2 separate regions of the Mus musculus genome follow, and region 2 is linked to region 1. The links are chromatin loops, found by intact Hi-C in ENCODE. Cell type or tissue: left cerebral cortex. All regions are shown on one strand.

Evidence for each region. A loop is a pair of places that touch in the nucleus more often than their neighbours do. Peaks named below come from ENCODE experiments on the same cell type or tissue, not always from the same donor. Only the 100,000 strongest peaks of a DNase experiment are listed, where the experiment ranks them.
Region 2: it touches region 1 in a loop (14-fold over the local background); 2 of 42 quality-filtered maps call a loop at or near these places.

What each region holds. Positions count from the first base shown.
Region 1 is chr4:45,468,971-45,473,970 of GRCm38, forward strand. The region is part of intron 2 of Shb (src homology 2 domain-containing transforming protein B); the gene reads right to left. Among named protein-coding and RNA genes, the nearest start is that of Shb, 59 kb to the right of the region's middle. In left cerebral cortex, no CTCF peak of the experiment used is centred here; DNase peaks (open chromatin) are centred at 2,856, 3,979 and 4,272; H3K27ac peaks cover 1,163 bases.
Region 2 is chr4:45,697,144-45,702,143 of GRCm38, forward strand. The region is part of intron 1 of Gm829 (predicted gene 829); the gene reads left to right. Among named protein-coding and RNA genes, the nearest start is that of Gm829, 16 kb to the left of the region's middle. In left cerebral cortex, no CTCF peak of the experiment used is centred here; a DNase peak (open chromatin) is centred at 2,634.

The sequences.
Region 1 (5,000 bases):
ACAAATTCAGAATTTAGCACAGAGAAAAGATATTTTTAAGATACTTGTCTAGAAAAGAAATAGGACTACCAGACTGCTGGAGGGAACATAAACAAAAGATGGCCTTTTTCAGAGGTGAGCTTGGTGGATTTAACAAGTACTCAACACCACATGGCCTGGAGTTTCTTTCTAAAAATACCTACACCCATAGGCAGAAATAAATGGACTTGGATGTTCACTGTGAACAGAATGACAAAAAGCACTGCGCTCCAGTCACCTGATAGAGTCATCTACAGGAGCTAATGACCCCAGACAAGATCTGTGACCAGTCAGCATGTCTGTAGAAAAGAATGTGTTTGCACACGTGAATATGTGCAGATGCCTGTTATAAGCAAGTGAGGAAACGCCGAAAGAATGTGTGAACTGGGCCAGTGAGGTTCAACAAAAGAGGACGGCCTCCAAGACTGACAACCGGGGTTTGAATCCCAGGACCCAGGAAGTAGGAGAGAATCTCCTGAGGGTCATCCTCTGACCTGCAAATGTGCACATCCATGCTCTCACACACACACACACACACACACACACACACCCCATATACACACATGTATGCACACAAAGTCATGCACCAAACACTCACATACAAAGACATGCACACGTACACAAATAAATAATCTCTAAAAGTAAAAAGAACAGATTTTAGAGGAGAAGACACAGACCACTGAACTGGGCGATGACAAAGAGCACTCACTATGCAAGTGTAAGGACTGAGCTAGAGCCCTCAGCACCCACGTGAAAACTGTGCTTGTAACTCTGCCATGAGGGGGCAGAGGAAGATGGGTCCGAGCTTGCTCACAGCCCTCCCAGTCTCCAGACTGAACTTCGGTGACAGACCCTGTCTCCAAAAAATAAGGTAGAAGATAACTGGGATCCTCCTCTGCCCTTTTCCTGTTTCAAAGGCATGCATACACCATGCACAAAAAGAACATATGATCACTAGCTATCCTTGTCCCAGAAAAGACAGTTGTTATTTTTCACTATATGTTTGAACACTGATTTTATTTATTTATTTTTACACTAGGCACACATCATTCTTTGGCACACCCTTCTCAAGGACTGGGTCTCACTCTGCAGTCCAACTGACCTAGAATGTGCAATATTCCCGCCTCGGCTTCTTGATGCAGGAATAAACACCTGTTCCTATCTATACTGAGACAGCTACCATTAGTTTTACCTCAGCCCCAGGAAAATGGGGAAACTGAGGCCAAGACAAGTGAAGATGCCTGGGATTATATGTGGGAGCAGGAACTTCCCAAATCTGCTTTCATCAGAGTACTGTGGAATCCCTCGGTGTCAGCCATGTTCTGCTGGGACAGGCTTTGGCCAACAGCTTCTGTCCTGGTATTATTTCTAAGCAGTTCCTATTTCATATGTCTACACATTTAAAGCCTGATACACAAACCCCGAAGTAAACTGTTTTGTCTTTACTTACATTTTAGTTTTTTTTATGTGTATGGATGTACTGCCTAAATGTGTATCTGTGCACCATGTGAGTGTAGTACCTGCAGATGGCAGAAAATGGCATTAGATCCCCTGCAACGGGAGCTACAGGCAGTTGTGAGTTGCTATGTGGGTGCTGGGAATCAGACCTGGGTCCTCTGGAAGAGCATCAAGCGCTCTTAACCCTGATGTGTTTTTGGCGACAGTCTCTGCCTGAACCTGCAGCTCACTGATCTGGGCTGGCTGCCTGGCCAACACACTCCAGGACCCCACCTATCTATCTCCTCTTCCTCGCTTCAGCACTGTTCTAGACAAATACCTCCATATCTGGTTACCACGTGAGTGTAGGGAACTGCAACTCAGCTCCTTATGAGCGGTAGGCATTTTAAAGACCAAGCCATCTCCCTGCCCCTGTACTATACGTTGTAGTCCAGGCTGGCCGACATGATGCTTCTCTTTACCTGTCACCTTGACATAACAGAGAAAAGCCTGGAAGAAAGAGAGTTTCAGTGAGGGATCGTCCACACTGGGTTTGTGCATAGGGAACTGTTTTAAGTAAGTTAATTGACGTGGGAAATCCCAGCCCACTGTTGGTGGCACCATTCCTTAGGCAGGGTTTCCTGCAATGTGAGTGTGGAGAAATTACTGAGCAAATGCAGGAGGGCAAGCCAACAAGCACGCATGTGTTCACTTTTCTCTGTTCTTTATTGTAAATATAATACAATTAGCTGTTTTAAGTGCCTGTTGCCTGGTTTGCTCAGGACTGACTATAACCTATAAGTTAGGCTAAAATAAACATTTTCTACCCAAAGTTGTTTTTTGACCAGGGCATTTTATTACAGCAACACAGGGTATTTTACTTTATACAACACTCTATGCCTCAGCATCCCCAGTGCAGGGATGACAGCATATGCCAGAATCAAATGTTATGGAAACCGTAGATAGAATTAGGGCCCTGAAGCCTCGTCAATGCACACATGCACACACAGGCTCACACTCTCTAGGCCCTCCAGCAGCCACTGTATGCATTTCTAATCAGGTATGTACATCAGTGTGAGTGTTACAGACCACCCCCGGAGACAGGGTGAGGGACGGTGAAGGGACTGAGGTAGAAGCCCGAGGAGTATGCGCGACACAGTGCTCAAGATTTTCTGAAGCCACTGCCTCGTCCGTCGGGTAACCTAGTGAATAAGAAGGGTGGGGTGGGGAGAGATGCCTATTTGAGAGTGTGTGTGTATGTGTGTGTGTGTGATCACGCACGCTAAATCAAAAGAAAAGGAAAGTCAGGAAGAAAAACAAGCTATGCTAAAAATAAGGCAACACCAACACCATTGCCAGACAGAAAACATACGCTCAGCTTGAGGAGGGGGCGGATTGGGATAGAACACAGAATAGGAAGTTCCCACCTAAAAATAACTGGGTGGCTGGATGTGGACTCAACTTTGAGAAACAAGGCATTTGAGCTGTGAGCCTGAGGTGGAAGTCATGCTAGCAAAAGGGAGCACAGTACTCAGCTTCCTGATGACAGAGGACTGGGGTCAACTCTCAGTTCAGACCCCTAAACTTACAGGAACCTCACAGCATGAAGGCCTGTCTGAGGCTGAGAACTAGTGGGTGGAGGATGGGCTGAAGGACGAAGCTGGAGGGCAGGAGCCTGGCCAGCTCTACAGCAGACTGCACACAGCCCCGTCCCCTCTGGCAACTTCCTTATCTTCAGAGTGACCAAACTTAGGCCTGCTAGCCTTGTGGCTCACTCGGACACTGAATGATCCTCTTATAAACTGTTCTCTTTATGTCTGTGTTTACATGTGACTGCAGCAACACGACAACACAAGCAAGCAGAAGGCACACTGGGCACGTGGAGTGACCTCTTGGCCAGTTCACTTCTAGCTGGTGACCTTGGCAAGCCCTCTAACCTTTCTGGGCTTCCTGTAGCTTACAAGTGGATGACATCAGCAGGCCTCAGTGAGTAAGAAATAAGGTGCAAGAGGCACGGAGGCATTAGTCTCTTCTGCCCCTGCGTCCTGATTGGGTATGCACTGCTGTGGGGATCTAACCCAAGGAAGGCCTGTGTTTGCTAAGCAAGCACTCTGCTCCACCTCACCCAGCCTCCAACCTTGCATGACAGAGCAGATTCAAGTACAAATCAAACAACTACGTTTTTTCAGTGATGGACTATGGAGGCATACATATCCGTGGGTACGCTCTGGATCTGGATTCAACCCCTGGCTCTGCAATCTACCAGCTCCTGACTCGAGGGGCCTGCCCCAGCGGAGTCCTGTAGGCTCAGTTGTGGAGTGGGGAGAAAATTAATATCGACTTCATGGGGCTGTTATAAAATAAAACCAGACAAAGGATATAAAAGAGGCTTGTAAACCGTAAAGCCCCGTGCAGATGTTCCACATTAGGGAGGGATGGACACACACGGGCAGAGTCCCACAGCCTTGTTCCTAACTGACAGCTGGTACACATGACTCACACAGTCCTTTGGCTTGGTCCACATGAGAATGCATGCTATTTTATATTGGACAGAGCTTTTTTGATAAAGTCAACTTCAACCCCACAACTCGCTTTATTCCATATCTGCCTCCCCCCAAAAGGCAATTCTGTTTTGGGAAGACACAATCTGGTTCCCCAGGTTCAAAAGTTTGACAGTTCTGCCCCAAAGCAGCCCCAAAGCGAGCCCAGGAGAAAGGAGCACCTCGGCATTGCCTCTCAAACCCGCTGTCTAGAGCCAAGCCTCCCTCCCTCAGTGCTTCGTTAAGTACATCATCTGCTGGCGCTTGGCATGGTTCCCTGAGCTGGGAACTACAACCACTGATGTGCTATGACAGCTGAGTGCTGCTGCCAGACCAGCTTCCTCACCCGGCCCTGGGGGAGGATGGGGCTGGCCGGAGCCCGAGGGAAGGGCGGCAGCTGTCACGGTACAGCTGCCACCTCAGGCTCACTTCAGATTTCACTCACGTCCCCCTGACAAGGAGGCACCATGACCACAGGCCACATGACCAAAGACTCTGGCTTATCTTCCTCCTGATGCAGAGACAAAGAGGTGAGGGAAACCGCCCCCACCCCTACCCCCACCTCTGTCACCAACAACTTTTAAATTCCTGGGTGCAGAGTGCCTTTTCTCATGGATGTCTACTGCCACCAGACCGAACAGCTCAACCATCTGCCCCCTGCCCCTGACTAAGCAGCACCTCTGCTTTTCCAGAGCTCACCTCCAGCCCTGTCAGAGCTGGCTAGGCACCTGCTAGACATCCTGTGCCAAGCTTTGAGGACTGACAGAGCCTCCGAGATCTTTCTGGGGAGTCTCCTACTACCCTTCCTCCACTGGGGTAGGCTCTTGCCTAGTCTGCTTTTATCACAGACAATGTCAAATACATTAATAAAAGAAAGCATCACATGAGCAGCCGGGACGCCAAGAAAAAGGGGGGAAGGCATTTAGAAACTTCACAAACCCCTGCGAGGGGCTCACATTACAGGCTGACTGAACTGGCCAGTGCTGTGCCAATCCTACACACCCC
Region 2 (5,000 bases), 230 kb after region 1:
TCTGGGAATCTCCTGGGCCAGGCTGCACACTGCAGCTTCCACTGTCTCCACGGACATCATTAGCTGGCCGCAAAGGTCTGACTTTTAGAAATGGAGTCTTAAACAAGCAGAGGGATTTTGAAGCCACAACCGTGGAAAGTGAAGGCCCTGTGAGCTCCAAATGTGATGAGCGTCATCGAGGCCTTGCTGTGGCCACTCAGGCGGGATCAACGCAATGGGAAGAGGTTTGGGAACATTTCTGTGGCTGGAGGTGGAGTCAGACACAGGCACACTAGATACACCAGACCCATCTCTTCACAAGTAAGTCCTGTGCCCCAGTGGTGAAACTCCAAGGGCCAAAGGCACTGGTACCTTCTTTAGTAAGCAGCCAATCTAAGTACTTCATAGGTAGAGTTATTTATCTCTCACGCTTCTGGAAGCTTGGGGGCCAAGAAAAAGATGGATTCCAAGATAGCATTTTCAATTCTGCATCCTTAGGACAGGATTAGTCCTGTGTCCTCATCAGGCAGGGGAGATCATGAGGAAGATGGTGGAGCCCAGCCATGTGTCCTAACTCCCTCCCATCAGGCCCCTCTTTCTAACACCGTGCTGTATTGAGGACTCCAATACATGGAGTCTATGTTATTCCACCCATGGATCCTCCCATGCATACTCATTTAATCCTCACTAGGCATTGCAACAATTCCAGTGCCACTACTAGTGCCATTTTAAGTCCCTTTCCATTCCAATCTTATGGGGAAAATGGAGGCACAAAGAGGCTAGGTAGTCTGAGCTCGCAGGGGCTGTGTTCCAAGTGGAACACAGGAGATCGGGCTCCTGATTTAGGCCCCGTTAGGCTCTGCTCCACCCTCCACAGGTGGTGCCCTGCTTGTGTAGATGTGTTAAATGCAGCAGGGTTAGTGTAAAGTCAGGAACCACTCCCCTCTTGGAGATGTGACAGGTCAGGTCCGTGTGTGTTTGTTTCTAGACATTACATTTTAATTTATTCACTTGTGGATGTGCCTGTGGGGTGTGTGTGTGTGTGTGTGTGTGAGTGTGTGAGTGTGTGTGTGTGTGTGTGTGTGTGTGTGTGAGAGAGAGAGAGAGAGAGAGAGAGAGAGAGATGATGATGATGAAGGGATGGTAGGAGGGAATTCAATTGGGGAGGAGCTGCCTAGACAGTGGGCAGGGCTTCCTTTACCTGGGTGCGACCCCTGGCTTGTCCCAGCTCATAGAACAGCAGCCACCACACCTCAGCCTGCCTAATCTCTGCCTTTGTACAGGCAGGAACATATGAGGTTCTGAGGCAGCAAACTCAAGCAGTCTAAGGAAATCCAGCAGATCAGAGGCAGCCAGAGCCAGTGGCAGCTTCTACCACTACAGTGTACAATATTTTAAATTTTCTTATAATAGGAGCATTATGAAACATGTGTAGAGCCTCCACTGAGGACCGGAACCCAACATCTGTGTCCAGTGTTCCACGTTAGTTCTTAGCTTCTGTGCCATAGTTTTGTTGGGTGAAGAGGAGTCTCACTAAGGCTGTAAAACCACTGAGATTCCCCTGCCCCCTGCCCTGTGGCCCCTGCAGATGGCGGTCCATGCAGTTGGCTTTGAGCCTAAGACATGGCCTCTGGAGTCTAGCCATCTTTCCACCTCATAGCCCTGCCCAGCCCTTCTGAATGGGCTCAGAGAACTCAGACTGGAGAGCATGGGTCTCAGTTCTGCTCATGGTGCATTTAGGTACAGTCAGCTTACAGACAATGCTATTGCCTAGTTTCTACTCTGCCAGTGGGGTAGGGGAGCCTAATGGTTTCTGGGGGAGCAATAGGAGCATTGACAAGGTAGTTAGGGTGTCTAGAATGAGCCCTTCCTTGTAAGTCATTCAAACCCTGGGCATGCCAGGTGCCCTGGATTAATCCCAGGCAAAGCCCAATAACATAGAGAACATGGAAGAGGGCCCAAGAGGATGTATTATAAAGGGAGGGTGAAGCTAGATAGACTCTGCACTGGGCAGTGTGTGTGTGTGTGTGTGTGTGTGTGTGTGTGTGTGTGTGAAGCTTTATCTTCCCTATAAACAAGAAAATTCAGTCTTAGGGATTTACCTAAGGCAACTGAAAACATGCGTGCACAGGAAGGATTTGAGACGTCTAGTGCAAAAGCGCTTTCCTTGTGATATTCTTAAACCAGAGACACCCCATATGTACACCAAGAGGACCAACTATGGCCCACAATGGATCACTGACTGGGTAAAACCAAGACTTAAACCATCACTATACACAACATCACGGGCAAGTCTTCAAAACAGAAGGCTGACCGAAGCATGCCATTCAAAATGAGACTCAGATTGTAGAATGTTCTAGCAGAGACAAAACCAAGATTGAAAAAATCAGAGCCATGTTCACTGGGGGCTGTGGGGGGGATCAGTTTGGACAGAGCACCAGGGAAAGTTCTGCTGTGGCTGCTCTCAGTCTTCATGGGAGGTTTCATCTACACAGGTGGGCGGCTTTACCCAAATCCTTGGACTAGCAGACATAAGACCTGTGCATTTACTTATATAAAAATGTACTTTAAAAAGATAAACACATATGGGACTCTGGGTAATGACCCACGTGTTGAAGTGTTTCTAGGTAAAGCATATTGCTGTCTTTGCCTTATGTGGAAACACACCCACCAGATCAGGTGGATGGACAGATGGCTGGATGGCTAAATGAGGACTAAAAATAGGCCAAATGTGAGTTGTCATGAGCCTGTGGGTGTTTACTTTGATTTTTTTCAATGTTCTTTTATGTTTGAAAATTTGTGTAGTAAAATGTTACAGTGTTATTGAGGAAATGACTGTGCTAATTGCTTTTGGTGCTGGACCCGGACTGACACAGTCTATGTGTTTTATACATAGATTTATTCAAAGACTCCTCCACTGATTGATGTTTGGGCTGACATCGCTCACTATCGATAACAAGGTTCCATCTTTGCTTGTGCTCTTTTGTGCTCACAAAAGAGTGCCTTTCTCAGACAAAGGTGTGGGAGTGGCTTAGTTGCTTTGTAAGGGACGGGAGGAACCGGACTCAGAGAGGGAGAGGGTTTACTTAGGGTCGCTTGCTCTTGGGCTTCAGCTACAAAACGTAGCCTTACGTAGCTTTCTTGGTCTCCAGTGGATGGCCAGAAACGGCAGAGACTGAGTTGTATCAGGGTGATTCGGTCCGCTACAGCGTGGAAAGGGCTGTGGTTACAGCACTGCCAACTTGACCATAGTGATGGTCTCTGTCCCCCATTCAGATCTCAGAGGTGCAGCAGAGAGATGGAAGGCAGGGGGAGCAGTGGTGTCTCTCATATAGCGCATGCCCAGATCCATCAGTGGGCACCGATGATAAGAGCAGGCTGGGCTAATTGAGATCATGTTGACCACCCTTCTAGAAGAGGACCTTCAACTTTGAGTTAGAGGAACCACCCACACACTTCTTGGGCTGCCTCAGGCCAGCAGGCACACAAAGGATCCAAGGAGGCTGACCTCCACTCTCCACTTATCAGTATGGCTGCAATTCTCCCAGTGGCAAGAAAGAGGAGAGAGGACTAGAGACAGACTCTGGGAATCGGTGAGGGGCAGGGAGGTCAGACTGGTAGGACTGAAGACAGGAAGGAGGCATACGATCTTGGTACTGGTTAGAGCTGAGAGGTGCATTCTGGTAGCACTGCTCAACGTTGAGCAACCGACGTGTGGGGTAGAGAGCAATGATGGACAGGTTCTCAAACAGAATGAGTGTTTCCTGATGGCTTGTTACATCTCAGTGGGTCAGGAACAGAGGCAGCTCAGGCTAAACCTGGAAGCCCCAACTCCATAGCCCCGTGTCCCAAGGTTCCTACAATCTTCCAAAACAGTGCCACCATCAGAGGACCAAATGCTCCAACAGGCGAGCCTATGGGGGACATTTCACATCCGAACCACAGCAAGCAACTTGAGCGCACAAGGTGGGAATGACACTGTGGTCATGAACTTGGGCTGGCTTGGGGGAGTTCTTGATGACTTGAAGGTACTATTTTTTTTAAAGATTTATTTATTTATTTTATTTATATGTGTACACTGCAGCTGTCTTCAGAGGCACCAGAAGAGGGCATCAGACCCCATTAGAGATGGTTGTGAGCTACCATGTAGTTGCTGCCAATTGAACTCAGTACCTCTGGGAGAGTAGTCAGTGTTCTTAACCACTGAGCCATCTCTTCAGCCCCCATAGGTGCTTATTTTTTGATGTAGAAAAAGAAGAACTAACAAAACTCCCTGTTTTCCTCCTAAGCCCTTAAGCTTAATTTCAAGTTTGAATACCCTAATTGCAAATCCAAACTCCCTTAAACAGTCTCATTACAACTCATTTTATTAAATTCCTTTAAGCAGTTTGAAGTGCATCAGCAAGTGGATGCTTCCTGTGTCTGCTTGGAGTACTTCCCGTGCCTGACCTAGCAAGCAAACCCCTTCCGAGCACTTAACTAACCCCGCAAATTTAATAACTCAGAGTCATGAATGCAGTGAATACCAGACTCTCGTAAACATTTCAATAAACTGTTTACAAAACTAATCAAATTATCTTACAACTTTTAATTTAAAATCACAAGTCTCAAATCAATTACCCAATTACACAATTACAATGTAATCCGAGATATGTCAAATCCTCCTTTATACTGCAAACCCAGTGAATACCAAATATCTGGTTTGTTTTTAAATTTATCACAAATGCATTAATACTCTGTGTTTAGTTGATTTTGTTATTTCTGGATTTAATTTGCACCTTCCAGAGATTTTAAGAGACTCTCCTCCCCTTTCATTGGATGCATTGCCTTTCTCACAGAAGAGCTGAAGTGTCACAGGCCAGCCCAAGTTCATGACCACCATGTCATTCCCACCTGTTGTGCTCCAGTTGCTTGCTGTGGTTCGGATGTGAAATGTCCCCCTAGGCTCGCCTGTTTGAGCATTTGCTCTTCAGATGGAGGCACTGTTTTGGAAAGTTGTAGAATACCTTTGGGCATGGGAC